2 separate regions of the Mus musculus genome follow, and region 2 is linked to region 1. A link is a contact called in ENCODE Hi-C or POLR2A ChIA-PET data. All regions are on one chromosome and are shown on one strand. The core of a region is the stretch at or near the end of the contact, and the rest is flanking DNA. Distances in the headings are between cores, read along the strand shown. Region 1 overlaps Foxn1 (forkhead box N1). Region 2 holds the start of Slc13a2 (solute carrier family 13 (sodium-dependent dicarboxylate transporter), member 2).

Region 1 (5,454 bases), core at 765-3,264:
TGTCTCCCTAAGGGGTTCACAGGTCATACGGGAGGAGCCCCTGTAGGCTTTAAGGGTGTAAGATGGGAGAATAAATAGAGATTTCTGGGAGAGGGCCAAGTCTGTAGAGCACATGGGGATTGGGATGAGGTTTGGAGGGGTGATCTTTGACCTGTCACACTGGCCCTGAGCTTTGCTAACTAAAGCTTTTAGCTCTCAGCTGCCCCAGAAATCAAATCAGACTCTGTGACCCAAGGCTTCCTCTGAGTGTAAGGCACATGATGAGCAGGTGTGTAGAGCTTGAGTTCACGCTCGAGAGCTGAAGTTCGAGTGAGCTGGCGCTAGGGGGCGCGCTGTTGCTTCTTTTCCGACACTTTCCTTGCTGGGGGCCCCGTGTGAGATGCGGGTCCACCAGGTAGCATCCTAGATGGATGCCCCCAACTTCTGGCTAACAAATAAGTTGGCTGAGTGGCATAGGAGACAGGTAGTGTTTTCCTTCTTTGACCTTTAAGGTGAGCCCAATATGGGGCAGCCAGCTAGGCAAAGGCCGCAGCTGATGTTGGGCATAGCTCAAGCCAGAGCCAATGGCTTTGAGCCGGGACTGAGGTACACGGCAGGGCCGGCAGCTGCTGAGGAGGGCGTGGACTCCAGTTCCACAAAGGCGGAGTAGAGAGTGCTGAGGTGCATGTCTCCCAGAGCACCGGAGCCGCCGCTGCCTGGAGGTGCCAGTTCACCTGCCTCATTGCCTGTTTCTGCCAGACAAGGCCCTGGGGGGAAGCAATGGGCTGCTGGTGGGGGTGGCAACATGGAGGATGACGTCGGCGACGAGGTCACCAATACGAGGGGGTCCAGGGCCAAGCTGTCATCCTTCAGCTGCTCCCACAGATTTCCTAGTCGGGGAGAGGGAAGAAGCCTCATCATTGGCAGGCCATAGAGAGTTAAGCCCAGTCTGTCTCCCACCCAAGTACCTCAGAAGCCTCAGAGAACAGGAGTCTGGTGATGCGGACTGGAAGCCTATCTTGGCATCCACTCTGGGACCTCAAGTAATCACTGAACTTTTTTTTTTTTTTCCTGAGCCTCAGAGTCCAGCTCCGAGCTCCAAGGTAGCACGGTGTAAAAGCCATAGATGCAGGCGACCCCTATGAAAGGGTCATCAGACTTTCCATCGGGGTCGCGACCCAGAGGTTGAGAACCACTGCCATAGTTGCAGGTAACCTCTGGGCCTCTTCGAGAAGAACAGGGTACTAGATTAAGGTTAAGGATTTGCCCATTTGAAGGTTGTTGCAAAGCTCTTCTTGGAAGCGGCCTAGAGGCCCCCCTGAACCTCTTCACTCAGGCTTCTGCCTTGGTTCCCAAAGGTTGATTTGCCGCCTACAGTCTTCCCACAGTGCACCACCGAACTTGATGAGGTACACAGGTCTGGCTCCCTAGACCCTCCTCCCCGCCCCCTCACAGGACCCAAGGTACAGGGATAGAACCAGAAAGGACACTTGACTCTGAGGAACAAACAGTGCTGTCACTGAGTTCCTCCTAGGGTCGTGTGACCTGCCGCGTGGCAGGCCAGTGACTGGAGTCGCTGCCTGGAACATCATCACCGCAGGGTGGAGAAAGAGACCTGACAACGCTGGCTGCTCTTGGCCACCTGGGTTCAACTCCTTCTTTCTGGCCCAGCGACCTTGAGTGGATGTATCTCTCTGTATAGTATTGTTTGCTAGGTCCAGATGGGAAGAACATATGTAAAGCTGTTTGCAAGATGCCTGGTACTCAGTAGGAGCTTGAGTGGGTATTAATTAAGGGTTTTGTGATGCTGGGGTATTGACCCTAACTAAGGATTGGTGCATGCTAGGCAAACGCTTTACCCCCTACCCACATCTCTAGCCTTCTGATAGAATTTATAGTATCCCACGTCCACATAGCCTCCTCTGCAGCCGCCTGTTCTCTGCAGCCGCAGCAGGTCTGGAATGAAGGTCTATGTGAAGTTTATTTCTAACAGTCTAAGGTATAGATCAACAGCCTCCTCCAAAAAGGCTTGCTCGGTACACTACAGTTCAAACGGGAAGGGGCGGGGCTTAGAAGGGTAGAGGGTGGGGCTTGGCTGCCTGTAGGATGGAGCGGGCAAGATGGAGGAGAATGTAAAGATTCACCTCTCTGGGCTTGTACCCTCAAATCTCTCTAGGACATGCTTAGCTCTGAGGTCTTCCATTCCATAGAAAGTCTGTCTCCTGAAGTGAAAGCTAAATTCTGATAAAACGCAAATGATTTTGGAACGTTTAGCCTCCCAGTCCCTCACAGTCAAGTACACCAATGGAACTTCCGGCTTTTCCCAGCTTTGTCAGATGAGCGGTTTGATGATGAAGCCATCTGGTACATGATCAGAGTACCAGGAGGGGGGAGATGGGGGAAAGAGCCTTTTAGCTCATGATCTGGAGGGCAGGGAGCAAATGCGAATTTAACATTCCTAGTCATCCGCCTCAGGTGACAAGAAACTCAGGAGCCAGCAGGTGGCAGCCTAGAGACATGAAGAGGCTAGGCCACGCAGCCAAGAGCACCTCTCTAGTCCTGTCCCACCCTTCCCAGCTCCCAGCTCCCAGCTCACCCTGGAAGTCGAAGTCAGTGAGAGAAGGGTTGATAGCATCCAGGTCAGTCCCAAGGTCTCCATCTGGCAGTAGAGTATCGTGCATGGTCCTGGCTGAGGAAGGCTCAGCCATCAGCTTGGCACCGTGGCTGGGTGGTGTGTGGGCAGGTAGAGGTGAGTCCTGGGGGGTGCCTGGCTGGGCCTGCAGCTCAAGATGCCCATCTGGCTGTGGGAACAATGGCTGCTGGTGTCCAGAAGGGGCCAGGCTGGGGGAAAGGTGTGGGTAGGTCTGCCCATAGCAGGAGGGAGCATGGCCACCCAGTAGGTCCTGCAGGGGGTTCTTGCCAGGCATGGGGCCTGGAGCTGGATGCATTGGGTGCAGAGGCTGGGAAAGACCAGCTGATGGTGCCATGGGCCGGATGGGACCTGGGCCTGCCAGCCCAGGGGGTGGACAGCCCAGCAGCGGAGAGCCCAGTTTTTCCCTTTTGTCTCCAATGAGGCTGTCCAGCTCTTCTGCAAAGGCCCAAAAGAAAACACCATGAGGCCTCTCTCCTTTGTAGCCTCCCAGCCCAGACCCCCCTCCCTGTATCCCTCTCTCCCCAGGCTCTGCTCTTCTTCATTCTGGTACCCAGGTCCCTTGGCCTTTCTCACACAGGCCTGACAGCCTCACCTGGTTTGGCCATGCTTTTGCGCACAGCAATGGGGTCTTTCCTCTTCCACTTCTGCAGTTCTTCCTGCATCTTGTCGATTTTGGAAGGATTGAGGGCCCACAGACAGCCCTTTCGAGAGGAACTTCCGGATTTATTCTCCACCTTCTCAAAGCACTTGTTGAGGGACAGGTTATGGCGAACAGAATTCTTCCAGCCATCAGGAGCAGTCTACCAGAGCAGAACAAGAATCCAGGTTGGGTTCAGGCGGCAAGAAATGGCTCTAGGTCTGGGGATTCTAGAACATTCCTTCGCCAATTCTATACATAGGGTCTCTACACACTCTGGCTTGATGTATTCAGCTCCAAAAGCATTCGTAGAACCCTTTAGTGGGCAGAATCGTTGATCCTAAGTTAGTTTTTGTTTTTTGGTTTGTTTGGTTTGGTTTGGTTTGGTTTGGTTTTTCGAGACAGGGTTTCTCTGTATAGCCCTGGCTGTCCTGGAACTCACTCTGTAGACCAGGCTGACCTCGAACTCAGAAATCCACCAGCCTCTGCCTCCCAAGTGCTGGGATTAAAGGCGTGCACCACCACTGCCTGGCCTAAGTTAGTTTTTTTTTAGCTAAAATCTAAAAGCTGCTGTTACCCTACCTAGCTCTTAGTCTAGACCCTTCAGAGGATGTGACCCTTTGTATATTTATTATGCACTTTATGTGTACATGTGGGTGCCTGTATGTCTGTCTATGCACCACATGCATACAGGAGTCTGTCAAAGAGGGCACTGAATCTCCTGGAACTGGAGTTATAGATAGTTTGTAAACCACCATGTGGGGCTGGGAACTGAATTCAAGTCCTCTGCAAGAGCAGCCAGTGTTCTTAACCACCACCTCACTGCTTTTATTGTTTTTGTTTGCTTGTTTGCTTGTTTGTTTGTTTTTGTTTGCTTGTTTGTTTGTTTTGGGGGTTCTTTTTTGAGACAAGGTTTCTCTGTATAGTCCTGGCTGTCCTAGAACTCACTTTGTGGACCAGACTGACCTCAAGTTCAGAGATCCCCCTGCCTTCTGCCTCCCGAGTGCTGGGATTAAAGGTGTGCACCCCCCCCCCAGCTCTCTCCGATATTTGTTAGCCACCACTCCTTTTGGAGATGGGACCTCACTTGTAGTCCAGGCTCACAGTAAGATGCTCAGAGTCTCTTGGGTGCTGAGATTGCAGCAGGCATAAGTCACAATGTCCAACTTGTGATCTTTCTTTAAGGGACAACTGGTAAATGCCATTGAGGCCCCTGGTCTATTTCCCCACTGAAGCAGGATATGCTCACTGGGCCTTCTGGCCTATGTGTCCCCTTGTAGAAAGGGGAAGATCGCCATTTTAAAGTCTTTGGGGACAGCTTTAAAGGGAGAACAGCATAATGCGTTTCCTCTGGGTCCACCTCATCCCTCCAGAGCAAGCTGGGCAGAAAAGGGTTGGTGAACAGGTGGGAGTTAGCACACCTGCTGCCTCTATGTTTGATGGCAGATGCGGTGTTGGTAGAGGCTGGGGTAGTCGTATGTGACTGAATATTCACCAGATCCTTCGACATCTCTCGGTGGGAGTGGCGTCTCCTACCATAGGTCTCTGAACTCCTGAGTGAGGATGGCTATGTGTGAGAAAGTATCTCAGAGTACGTGTGTACCCATGATTGAGTGTGTGGGTGTGAGTTCGCATGAGTGTGCCCTGGAGGTGTGCCCTGGTGGGGAGGCCAGCCCTCAGGCAGGGGGTGCTCGTGCCAACAGAATAAACACCCATTAGGAGGCCCGGTCATGCCACCAGTGCAGTAATTGTGCCCAAGGAGGGTTGTAAAAACCATTAAGCTGACTCAGTTGGGTGAGAGGCGGTGGCAGGGATGGTGGTGGAGGGGCATGGGCCTCCTGTCCCCCACATCTGGCTCAGTTGACCACCCTGAGCCCGACGAGGGCTGGCGGTGGGTAGAGCTACCTCTCCAGTTGATGATACTTCCTTACACCCTGGCTCCTCTCGCTTTCAGCCCCTCTTTCTGGTTAATGAGAGATGGCCACGCCCTCCTCCCTAGCTCCCTTGCCCCAGGGTGCAGCCAAGCTGAATCACGCCTAGCAGAACCGGGCCCTGGGTCCTGATGCCAGTCTCACTAGAGTTGCTGGCAGCAGCTGCCGGAGCCTTTCTTGGGGACAGCTAACCCATCATGGGGCTGGTCCTGATGACCCCAAGGTTCATCAGGGGTTACCAGCGAGCATCTTGA
Region 2 (5,454 bases), core at 1,076-3,575, 62 kb after region 1:
GTGAGGGCAAAGTGGGTGTGACCATCTGGGACAAATCTTGCTGCAGGGTTGAGGATGGGTCTTGGGTTAGGACCCTGGAAGCTAGTGGGACTCTGGATAGCAGTGTCAGGAGTGAGGAAAGAAAGCACACACGTGTGTGTGTATGTGTGTGTGTGTGTGTGTGTGTGCACGCGCGTGCAGGCACACTCTGAGGCTTGCTATGGTTATAGCAAAGGAATGGTTATAGAAAAGGAAGGCAGGCTCAGAGAAAGAGTGACTGTGACCTGCAGGGTCTTGACAGTTTGCCATGAGAAGCATAAAATCTGGTTTATATGGTGATGGGCTCAGTCAAGCAGGGAAGGAGAAATTGACCACAAATTCTTGTGTAGGATAGGAACCCAAGGTCCAAATGAGGGCCTGACCTCTCAGGACAGTTGATTGAGTCAACAGAGGGCAAGCAGAAGCAGGTGGCAGGGCCAGGTACAGCAGAGCAAACCCTGGAGCTTCACACTCCCGCCACTGCACACCATCCTTTCACCAAAAGGCACAGCTTTCTCGAAACAACTCAGCTTCCCTCTGCCACGTGACCCCGGGGCAAAACAATGAATCTTTCTGAGCTATGTGTGCCTCTCCCAGGATGGTGGTGGTGTCACACGTGTTCCAGCCTGTCCGAAATCTATCTGAGCAATCCCCCGCTTAGAGACGCCACTTGTCTGAGAAAGGTTATCTCCAAAATCAGTCTGGCCTTATCACTGGGCAAGTGTTGGGGACCGTATCCTGAGCCTTCTCCCTCAGAGATAACGCAAACCCAAGGCCTTCCTGGATTGATTTCCCCTATCTGTAGCAACAAGTAGTGGCTCATTGGGCAGAACCAGGGGCGTGGGATGGTCCATGGCCAAGATTCAGTGTCAGTTTTGGAGACAGCCACACCGCTAGTTCTGCCCCCACCCATCCATGTCCTTTGCAGAGGCAGCTAGACTTTGAGGCTGAGGTCTGAATCCCTCTTGGAGCTTCCTTTCCCAAAGCTCTAGGATACTTTCATTCAAATCTAGGGATTCCCCCCACCCCCACCCCCATCCCCCGAGACAAGGTTTCTCTATGTAGCCCTAGCTGTCCTGGAATTCACTCTGTAGACCAGGATGACCTAGAATTCACAGGGATCCACCTGCCTCTGCCTCCTAAATTTTGGGTTTGAAGTTGTGCACCACCACTAACCTAGCTAAAATTTAGGGATTTTTTTTTTGTCTGTGTTTTTGTTAGTTTTGATGGTGCTAGGGATTATTAAACCCCAGATCTTGCACAAGACAGACAAAAACCTTACCATTGATTGGGTTGTATCTCCAGACCTCCAAGCTAATTTTAAATTTGTCATATAATGCCCCTCCTCCTCCAGACACGGTCTCTCTACGTAGCCAGGGCTGTCCTTGAACTCAAAGATCTGCCTGTCTCTGCTTCTGAGTGCTGGTATTTTAAAGGCGTGTGCCACCACACCCGGATTTAATGTTAATTTTCTTACAGAGAAACCACAAAGGACATAGAAACCAAGCTCCAAGGCACCAAGTTCTGTCCTGGGACTTTGAATAACTGACTTACCTTCCTTTTCCCCATCTGCAAAATGGGACAGTGGGACCTGGCTCATAAGATGAAGCACAGAATCCCTCGATGCCCGTCACAGGCGCGGGTGGGGGGTGGGGTTTCAAGTGAATAACCTCTTGAGATGGGAAGGAGGCAGGCACCTTGTGCTCTGGCTGTGCACACTGAAAGGGGTCCCCCTCAGTGGCCACCCGTGAGACTGCAGGTGAGTCATTTATCTTAGTTTTATCTTCGAGGGCACAGCTGCCTGAGGCCAGCTCTCTCCTACTTATCCTCTCAAAAGCTAGTTACCCACTTGGCTCTTCCTGTCCCTGGCTGGCACTGAGCTCAGCGCTAATGGGCACACAATAGTCAGATAAACTCATCTGTCGGCTGCATTTCCTTTATGCAATTGGCTTTCTGACCACAAACCAGCAGGCTCCAAAGTGCCCTGCGGAAACCACCCTTGGCTCTCAGAAAGACCAGGAGGTGGTGGCTTCACTTTCTGGGGAAGGGAGGTGAAAAGGAAAACCTAAGGATGCCCCACTTTGACCCTGACGTCACCCCTTGAGTCACTTATACTGAATGAGACCCACCAGTCCTTACCTTAGTTTGGACAATGAGTGGCAGAGGCAACAGGAAAATGGGCAGACATAGCACAATCAGGTAGGAGCGATAGGCCCATAGTGCCTGCCAGCAGGTGGCCATGGTGAGGACCAGCCTGTCCCGGCAGCTGCTTCCAGGAGCTACGAAAAAGACTGAAGGTGTAGCGCACAGCAGGTGGCCTGGGGCAGCTTATATAAAGCCAGAGGAGTGTTAACCATTGACCCACCCTGGCAATCAGAGTGTTTTTGGAATCAGGAGGTGGGAGTAAGGAGGAGGGACCTGCGGGAGGAGTAACAACCAGGAAGACTTAGCGGGAGCCAGGGAGGGTAAAGACAAGAAATAAAAGCTTCGGGTTACTGGAGGAAAGCAGCCCAGATTTCACTCCTTCTGGACACAGAGACTGCCGGGGGAACCGGACTTGGAGTCGGGGCTGTGCAGAGCAGGAGCTAAGCTCTCTTTCCAGGCCAGCCCACCTCTCGCCTTTGATTTCCCCAAAGCCAAGTTCTCAGCTGAGCAGTTGACACATGACCCTTGGAGCTGGGCGTTACCCCTATCCTGACTACCCAGGCATCCCATCCTTGGGAATTTTAAAGCCCAAGATCCCTACTGGGAGGCCTGGGGGCAACTGGCCAGCCAACCACAAACTTGCCCCCTCCTGCTAGGTATCAGGGAATCTGTCAAAGTCACAAGTTCTTCATACCCTTAGCACAAGACTGACCCACTGACTTGACCTGGCCACTGGCCGCTTCCTCATTCTGCAGTAATCCTTTCCTGTATATGTTGAGCATCGATGTGTGGTAGGTAGACAATAAAGATTATTATTTTTTTTTCAGAATCTTCCTGGTCCCCACCTCTTGACTGCCATGGAAAAACAGCAAATATTGCTTCATACGCTATTTACATACTCAGCCATTCCTCATACCTGTCATCCACCCAACAAACCTTTGGCACCAATCATGGGCAGCATTTGGTGCTAAGGATACAGAAATTAAAAGGCCATACATAGGTGGGGTGTGATGTTCCCAGCATTTAGTCCAAGCTGGACTGTGTACTGTTTCATTGACCGCACAAAACACTAGGTGTTACAGTTCCACTTTACAAGTGGGGAAACTGAGACCTGAACACAGAGCTGGGTAGACTTCAAACATGTTCTGTGAGTGCCCTGATGTGGATGCCAACCCAGGGTGGAAGCTTGGGGAGAGAGCACTGGAGACACCCCAAAAAAGATGCCTGGAGGAGAGCCTGTGTGTGTCCCGGCTCTAGATTGGAGTCATAGGCAGGAGGAGGGCAGAGTGGGACCGAGAGGGTGTCGGGCAGGCTGATGTATGTGCTGCTGGGGACCGGGGTGCAGAGTGTGGTGTGGAATACCTACTTGGTTTGTTTTTTGTTTTTGGCTTTTTCTCTTCTTTTCTTTTCTTTTCTTTTCTTTTCTTTTCTTTTTTTTTTTTTTTTTTTCTGAGACAGGGTTTCTCTGTATAGTCCTGGCTGTCCTGGAACTCACTCTGTAGACCAGGCTGGCCTCAAACTTAGAAATCTGCCTGCCTCTGCTGTGCTGGGATTAAAGGCGTGCGCCACCACACCCAGCTTGGAGTACCTACTTGGAAACAGTCTCTCAGGTGCTCTTGCCCCTCCTGGCCCTATACTGAATGCAGCAGGTGTTTGATGGGTGTCTCTGATATTATCACAGTGTGATCTGTGGGTGCCAGGGTAAGAAGGAAGGGTGCCAGAGAGACCTTTCAGGTGGGAACACAGTCTGACAAAGATGTATAGGGCTGAGGACAGAAAGGCTCCTTGGAGCCGGGCGTGGTGGTGCACGCCTTTAATCCCAGCACTTGGGAGGCAGAGGCAGGCGGATTTCTGAGTTCGAGGCCAGCCTGGTCTACAGAGTGAGTTCCAGGACAGCCAGGGCTATCCAGAGAAACCCTGTCTCGAAAAACAAAACAAAACAAAACAAACAAACAAACAAACAAACAAACAGAAAGGCTCCTTGGTTGGAAGCTGCCCCTCCCAGGATAGGACTGACAGCTGTCACTCACCTTGTCAGGCTGTTAGGACACCCACGCACTCCTGGCTCCAGTGAGGGGTCTGAGTGAGAGACCCTCAACGCTTTGCAGAATGGTTGCAGCCGTGTGCATGGGTCTAGGTGGCAGAGCCAGACAGGATGGGAAGTTAAACAAACAGCAGGCAGCTCCCAGCCTTTACTCCCACAGAGCTACTGAAGTGAGCAAGAGGCAGGAAGATGGAAGACAAAGAGTTTCAGACACACAGGACAATACCCAATTCTAGTTTCTCTAGAAGAAAGCCTCTCCCATGGCCCAGGGCTCTGGAGGAGCCACTGCTGCCACCAGGCTGGATTCTCTTCCCCCAAGAGCAACATTTACTGCTTATAAACCACATCCCGATTCTCCTCCACACTCCTAAAGCATAGAGCACAGGCATGGCTTGTCATAGCACGTGAATCTGTGAAGCTGGGCTCATTTCCAGTACTGCCCTTGGCTCACCCTCCATTGCTCTGGACTACTTTGGTAAAGCTGGGACAAAACTCAGCATTTCCAAAATAGCTGGCTACTGTTTTCTGGCTGCTGCCAATAATCCTCTTCTGTGCCATGGACTTTGCTGGCCTTGGTTGATCCTCTGCCTTCTCCTCCTCCTCCTACTCCACCTCATTTTCTTTTGGTGTGTATGTGTGTGTGTGTGCGAGTGTGTGTGTGTGTTTATACGTGCATGTGTGTACATGTGCATATATACATGTAAAGGTAGATGTGAGTGCTCACACACATGTGAACAGAGATCAACATAAGATGTCATTCCTTAGCAGCTGTCCATCTTGGTTTTAGAGACAGTCTAGAGCTCACTATTCAGCTAGTCTAGCTGGCCAGTGGGTCCCCGAGGTCCTCCTATCTCTACCTGCAATGCTGGGACTGGGGTTATAGAGGCCTCCTGTTGAATTCAGATGATGGTGACGACGATGACGATGATGATGATGATAATTTACATGGGTGCCAGGGTTGAACTCAAGTCTTCATGGTTTTGTGGCAAGCAGTTTATCAGCGAAGCCATCTTGCCATCTCCCCAGCTTTGCTGCTGCTGTTCTTTTTTTTCTTTTTTTCTTTTTTTGGTTTTTCAAGACAGGGTTTCTCTGTATAGCCTGGTCCCACTCTGTAGACCAAGCTGGCTTTGAACTCAGAAATCTGCCTGCCTCTGCCTCCCAAGTGCTGGGATTAAAGGCGTGCACCACCATTGCCCGGCTGCTGTTCTTTTAAAAACAAATTTATTTTAGACTTATTTATTTCACGA

The links. A loop is a pair of places that touch in the nucleus more often than their neighbours do. ChIA-PET counts read pairs that join two places held with the same protein, here RNA polymerase II (POLR2A).
Region 2: POLR2A ChIA-PET joins it to region 1 with 12 read pairs in embryonic stem cell. The contact joins the promoter of Slc13a2 here to the enhancer-like site in region 1. A Hi-C loop is called at or near these places in 2 of 37 maps with a recorded cell type or tissue (left cerebral cortex and regulatory T cell). POLR2A ChIA-PET finds 5 or more read pairs at or near these places in 4 of 5 experiments (Patski and embryonic stem cell).

The regions. Positions count from the first base shown.
Region 1 is chr11:78,358,202-78,363,655 of GRCm38, forward strand. It overlaps Foxn1 (forkhead box N1), which reads right to left. Exons shown (of 9, transcript NM_008238.2): 7 at 3,225-3,432; 8 at 2,576-3,067; 9 at 1-869. The coding sequence ends at 550. Among named protein-coding and RNA genes, the nearest start is that of Gm30367, 12 kb to the right of the region's middle. Within about 2 kb of position 2,015, at least 1 of the 3 ENCODE cell types and tissues checked has a DNase peak (open chromatin) inside an H3K27ac peak, as active enhancers do.
Region 2 is chr11:78,419,909-78,425,362 of GRCm38, forward strand. It overlaps Slc13a2 (solute carrier family 13 (sodium-dependent dicarboxylate transporter), member 2), which reads right to left and starts at 2,326. Exons shown (of 12, transcript NM_022411.4): 1 at 2,158-2,326. The coding sequence starts at 2,259.